Linked DNA regions of Homo sapiens: region 1 is linked to region 2. A link is a contact called in ENCODE Hi-C or POLR2A ChIA-PET data. All regions are on one chromosome and are shown on one strand. The core of a region is the stretch at or near the end of the contact, and the rest is flanking DNA. Distances in the headings are between cores, read along the strand shown. Region 1 has its middle 27 kb from the start of TYRO3. Region 2 holds the start of MGA (MAX dimerization protein MGA).

What was found. A loop is a pair of places that touch in the nucleus more often than their neighbours do. ChIA-PET counts read pairs that join two places held with the same protein, here RNA polymerase II (POLR2A). Pooled maps may share reads with other maps.
Region 1: a map of Panc1 shows a loop between it and region 2 (4-fold over the local background). The contact joins the enhancer-like site here to the promoter of MGA in region 2. A Hi-C loop is called at or near these places in 3 of 168 maps with a recorded cell type or tissue (Caco-2, Panc1 and naive thymus-derived CD4-positive, alpha-beta T cell) and 4 of 50 pooled maps. POLR2A ChIA-PET finds 5 or more read pairs at or near these places in 8 of 52 experiments (Caco-2, K562, Panc1 and 4 more).

Annotation. Positions count from the first base shown.
Region 1 is chr15:41,584,503-41,587,442 of GRCh38, reverse strand. No RefSeq gene overlaps it. Among named protein-coding and RNA genes, the nearest start is that of TYRO3, 27 kb to the right of the region's middle. RefSeq lists a silencer at 1,865-1,974. Within about 2 kb of position 1,607, at least 22 of the 41 ENCODE cell types and tissues checked have a DNase peak (open chromatin) inside an H3K27ac peak, as active enhancers do; they include Panc1, where a contact is called at or near this core.
Region 2 is chr15:41,658,744-41,661,690 of GRCh38, reverse strand. It overlaps MGA (MAX dimerization protein MGA), which reads right to left and starts at 1,286. Exons shown (of 24, transcript NM_001400225.1): 1 at 1,166-1,286.

The DNA.
Region 1 (2,940 bases), core at 358-2,857, 75 kb after region 2:
GGTGAACACCTTGGGCGGTTACATTACTGGAAAGGAGTCCCAGTCCAGATCCCAAGAGAGGGTTCCTGGATCTTGCAAAAGAGAATTCAGAGCGAGATCATAAAGTGAAAACAAGTTTATAAGGAAAGTAAAGGAATAAAAGAATGGCTACTCCATAGACAAAACAGCCCCAAGGGCTTCTGGTTGCCCATTTTTATGGTTAGTTCTTGATGATATGCTAAACACGGGGTGGATTATTCATGCCTCTCCTTTTTAGACCATATAGGGTAACTTCTGATGTTGCCATAGCATTTGTAAGCTGTCATGGTGCTGGTGGGAGTGTAGCAGTGAGGACGACCAGAGGTCACTCTCATCGCCATCTTGGTTTTGGTGGGTTTTAGCCGGTTTTTTTACTGCAACTTGTTTTATCAACAAGGTCTGGCCGGCGCAGTGGCTCATGCCTATAATCCCAGCACTTTGGGAGGCTGAGGCCGGAGGATCACCTGACGTCAGGGGTTCAAGACCAGCCTGGCCAACATGGTAAAACCCTGCCTCTACAAAAATACAAAAATTAGCCGGGCCTGATGGTGGATGCCTGTAATCCCAGCTACTCGGGAAGCTGAGGCGGGAGAATCTCTTGAACCCAGGAAGCAGAGGTTGCAGTGAGCCGAGATTGCGCCACTGCACTCCAGTCTGGGCAACTGAGTGACAGAGTGAGACTCCATCTCAAAAACAAACAAACAAAAAACAAGGTATTTATGACCTGTATCTCGTGCTGACCTCCTATCTCATCCTGTGATTAAGAATGCCTTAACTTACTGGGAATGCAGCCCAGCAGGTCTTACCTTTTTTTTTTTTTTTTTTTTTTTTTTTTAAGACAGAGTCTCCCTCTGTCACCCAGGCTGGAGTTCAGTGGCATGATTTCAGCTCACTACAACCTCCACCTTCCAGGTTCAAGAGATTCTCCTGCCTCAGCTTCCCGACTAGCTGGGACTACAGGCGTTCACCACCATGCCTGGCTAATTTTTGTATTTTTAGTAGAGACGGGGTTTCACCATATTGGCCAGGCTGGTCTTGAACTCTTGACCTCAGGTGATCCGCCCGCCTCGGCCTCCCAAAGTGCTGGGAGACCGAGACACAAGAATCGCTTGAACCAGGGAGGTGGAGGTTGCAGTGAGCCGACAGCCACTGCACTCTAGCCTGGGCGACAGAGCGAGACTCTGTCTCAAAAAAAAAGAAAAGAAAAGAAAAGAAATTTTAAATAGTTTAAGGATCACATGTATTGTTTTCATCCACGTTATATGTTGTTATATACATTTCATTTTAATAAAGGGTTATTTCTGTCAACCTTAAAAAATATATTGAGGGAAAGTTTGTTTGTTGAATGGTAATGATTACCAAACATTCTGTGGTTTTTGGCTTTAGGGATTCCCTCGGACTCTTCATCTTCGTTTTGCCCCGTAGGCATTTGCTGACTTTGTTGGCATGTGGCATCCCACAGCTCCCAGCCCCACCACTAGGGCCTTTTCCACTTCGGCCACGTGGCCCCACCCACCTAGCTCTCATCTCCCTTCCAGGGCGCTTACTGTCTGTAGAGCGTCTTAGCTTTCTTCTCTGTTTTTCCTTAGTTTTCTTGACAAACAGGCAACGCTTTCGTCGTTTCCAAGAGCGTGAGCCCCTAGGGCGTAAAAACGGGAGGCTCACGGTTCTTTGCTATTACTCTGGGCCAAGTCAATACTTGTGGAATTAACTTTTACCACCAGAGGAGGCAAACTCAAAGACAGCTTTAACGAAAGAAGCGCGGGCATTCCGCGACGATGGAGTGTTCTCGGGCACCCTTGGGAGGATGGATCCCGTAGACCCGGAGCTGCCGGGCTCCCGCTCCGTGCGCGTCTGTCCCCGTCCCTGCAGGGGCCCCGCGCCCACGGGCCGCCACCGCCTGCGCCCGCCGCGCTCCTCCCCGCGGCCTGCAGGGCGCCGGCTCTGTCCGCAGCTGGGGCCCTTCTGCGCCGCGGACAAAGGCGCTGGTGTCCCGCCGGCCAGGCCAAGCCTTTCCCTGCCCGCCGCCGAGCGGCCTCGGCCAAGCCCCGGCGGGGCAAACCGGCTCGTGACCGCGCGTGTGACGCCCGCGTGTGGCCCCGCTCTCGAGTGGGCCGCAGAGGTGAGGATTCGTCCCGCGGGCCCAGCCCGCCTAGCGCGAGCCTCTCTGGCCGGAGCCCGTGGGTAGAAATGCCTGGGGCACAGCTGCGTATCCCACCAGGTGCTTCTGGGCTCGCTCGAGCTAAGTCCAGGCACAGCCTTCTGATTTGGGGCTTGTGGGGTTTTAGAGGACCAAATGTAAAATTATTTTCTGCCTTTTAATGATCCAGAGGCTTCCCCAACCTGTCTGTGGCTTAGGGAGGGCCCAAAAGGCTTCTCTCCTTTGCTCTTGCTCTACCCTGGGGAAAAACTGAGGAATTTGGAGAAAAGGGGAGGAGTGTTCTCTAAGATTTACTGAACTTTGGCCAATTGTCAGGAACTCTTCTAGGCCCTTAGATACTTTTAGTTAATTCTAAAAAGGTCTCGTGAAGTAAATATTACCAGTGTTTTCCCCTGTGCGCCCTAGGCACGCACTCAATACTCTCACCAACCACCAAATCGCCAGTTATAAATTTTACTAGACCCCTCCTTTCCCTTACCCCCACACCCAATTAATGAATATTCATTGAGTGCCTACGAAGTGCGAAAGCGCTGAGGATACCATAATAAAAAAGACAGGTCCCTGTGTGCACACAACTTATATGGAGAGGAAAGGGAAGGGGGAGAGATAATTTTTTTTTCTTTTTTTTTTTATGGAGTCTCGCTCTGCAGGCCAGGCTGGAGTGCAGCGGCTCAGTCTCAGCTCACCGCAAGCTTCCCCTCCCGGGTTCACGCAATTCTCCTGTCTCAGCCTCCCCAGTAGCTGGGATTACAGGCGCCTGC
Region 2 (2,947 bases), core at 37-2,536:
CTACAACAACACGCGCGGGTGGGCTCGAGACTTCTCATGATCCACGTGTTTGCTCCGGCGAGGCGAACCTTGGGAAAGTTATCTTCCCAATAAAAGAGTGCACTTTGGTTTCTCGTGTTGGTCTGCCATCAGTAACCCCTCCTTTCAGACCTCATTTACCCGTTCCTGCTTCCACCCCGGCCAGAGAAAGAAGGCATTCCCAGGGTTCGAAAGGCAAGGCAAAAATCTGTACAGCAAGACACTACCACTTTTGCACTCCCGACCCAGTCTGAAACGATCCCTAGTTTCCCCATATTCTTCTGACACATAGATCCCTCAACTTTGGCTACTGGAGCTTTGGGGGGGCGGTGGGGGGGTGATGTTAATGTCCCAGATACCTTGCACTGAGGGCAGAGACCTACTTGACCATTTAACAGAAACGGGAAACCCCATAAACAGAACTAGGTAAAAGGCTGCCCCACAGAGGAATAAAGAAAATAACACCTGCTCTTCCCACCTGTTTTCCCCTCCCTCATTTCTGCACTTACACACCACCGGTCCTTTGTTTACCAAGTCCCCACTCCTACAGCTCACTTCCTCGCCCTCCTTTATTAAACTTGACGTCCTGCCTCAAACAATTTGGCCGGAAATTACTTGTTAGAAAAGACGTTTGCACAGGTGTCAAAACGCTGCGCCAAGTTCTCAGAAAAGCGACGCCGACACCGTTTCCCTTGGAGTTCTAGAACCACGAGACCTAGGCTCTAAACTGAAAAGCGCGTAAGCGTGGCTCTCGACCTAGAGCCCGGCGCCGGGCGAGAAGTCGTCACGCGGACCGTACCACGCGGAGCGGCACCCCACACACGCGAGGGCAGGGCCGAGCCATGGGCGCTTCTCACCCCTCCCGCCTCGTGGCCGCTCTCTCTGGCGTCGATGTTCCCAGTTAGGTAGCTGAGCGACGCGGAAGTGAGGCCGGGGACGCGCGCGAGGTGACATGCGCAGCCTCGCTCAGGGACCACAGGGGCGCGCCAAAGGCGGCCCTGCGCAAGGCCCGGCCTGGCGAGGGCGTGCGAAGCTCTCTCAGCGGAACGTTTCTCACGCCGTTCAAATACACAAGAGCTTCAAACTCTCGAAAAACTCCAATCGGGCCAGTACTAAGCGATGCCCTCCACCCAGGCCCGAGAGTTACCGTGCGGGGCGTGGCCGGCCTCACCCGGAGTCCTTCACATCCCGCTGGGGGCGGGTTATTCTGTTCGGTTCGCACACCGTGTGTCCGCTCCAGCTGAAGAGCCTGCGCGCGCGCACCGGACGTCCACGTCACCGCGCACGCGCTCCTACCCGCTCGGAGCCCGCCGCGCAGGCGCAAAAGGAGACGCGAGCAGCACCTCCCTGACCCCTCCCCCAACACCAGGAGTCCAAACGGCCCCAGAGCAGCAGCAAGACCCTTGGGACCCGCCCCCCGAGTGGAAGCCGCTGCTTTTCCGGGTCCCTGCAACCCAGAAAAGCCTACTGAAGGTTCTAGAACCAAGAAAGGCGAGGCAGGAGGGAGGCACCTAAACTCCTCAGGCTTGCACACGAAGCCTTCGTGGAAACTGTGAAACCAATGCCCGGCGGGCCTTTCTCAACTGTGCCTTTCACCCTTTCCCTAGGGCTCCTCGCCGGCTCCGCCCCGGCCGCGCCCAGCCCCACCCACACGGGGCTCCGCAGACCCCCAACCTCCACAAGCCCGTCAAATGAATCTGAGGTCTTCCACCCCGGAGTACCGGGGCTTGGACAGCTCCAGAGCATTGGGAAACCTTGAAGCCAAAGACCTTGAGAGACGGATGGTCGAGTTTACAACATCCACAACCGAAGACGACTAGGAAAATGGGGAGGAGACCGAAAGACTCAGTGCGCAGTTGGAAAGCGAAGAGTTGCCACTAAATTGCCGGATATAAAGATGAAAGATATCTTGATAAAACAGGGAAACGATGCAGGAGTGTGTTATCTAAGCTTTAGTGCCTTGATCCTGTGCATTCAATTTTTGTTTCTTCAAGACATTTAAGCTATGAGGTGCAAAGAAAGTATTAGTGAATATCTATTATGTGTCAGGCAGTTGCTGAAGTAAATCAATGGACAGTATTTCTCCTAACCTTCAAAAAGTAGTTTTCTTTCTCCTTCTCTACTCCTTACCAGCTGTTCTTTCTTCTGTGCTCCTGACACCAGTAAAAAGGAAGCGTAGTTTCTTAAAAGGCAAAAAAGAAGTAGGGAGTAGGAGAGCAGATTTTGTGGTCAATGATCCAAAACTGCCTTCTTTGATAAGAATTAGCAAGCACTGAGAACCTACTACGTGACATGCTATGTGACAATACAAAACACTATGAAGGAGAATGAGAAGACTAAGGAAGGAGTCAACAGAAGGAGGCTTATCCAACACTACTGATCTGACCTACTTTTTACTTAGGAAGGTCATATTTCTCTACACTTTGCTCTTCCTGAGGAGATATACAACAACATTGACAGAAACTGCTGGAATAGTCTGAACTAGAAAACGTGTAGGCTACTTTAGAGACTTCTGAAGGCATTCTGAAACCCCAAGTCAGGCACGGTCAGCAAGAGCATTCAAGATCCTAGGCAAAATTGAAAAGTAACAGTTTAACACCTTCCTCCTCTTCCCTGAACCCAAGAACTTCTTTCCTACAAGCTGCCCTGTCAGAATCTCCCACCTTACCAAGAATGCCTTCCTCTCAAGGATCTGAGGTTTCCTCATAAAAATTTTCCATTTTCTGGGGAAGAAGTAAATTTATGTTGATTTAGCATTAAAATATATGATCATAAGGTGTGAATGACTGGTTAACAACCATGCATCCCCAAAGAGACAAGTTAACCCAAATGATCTCTCTAACTGGGGGATCTGTGAGGACAACTTGGGAAGAAGGGGAATGGAGATTCTCTTTTGGTACTCCTTCCCTACACCAGGCAAACATATAAC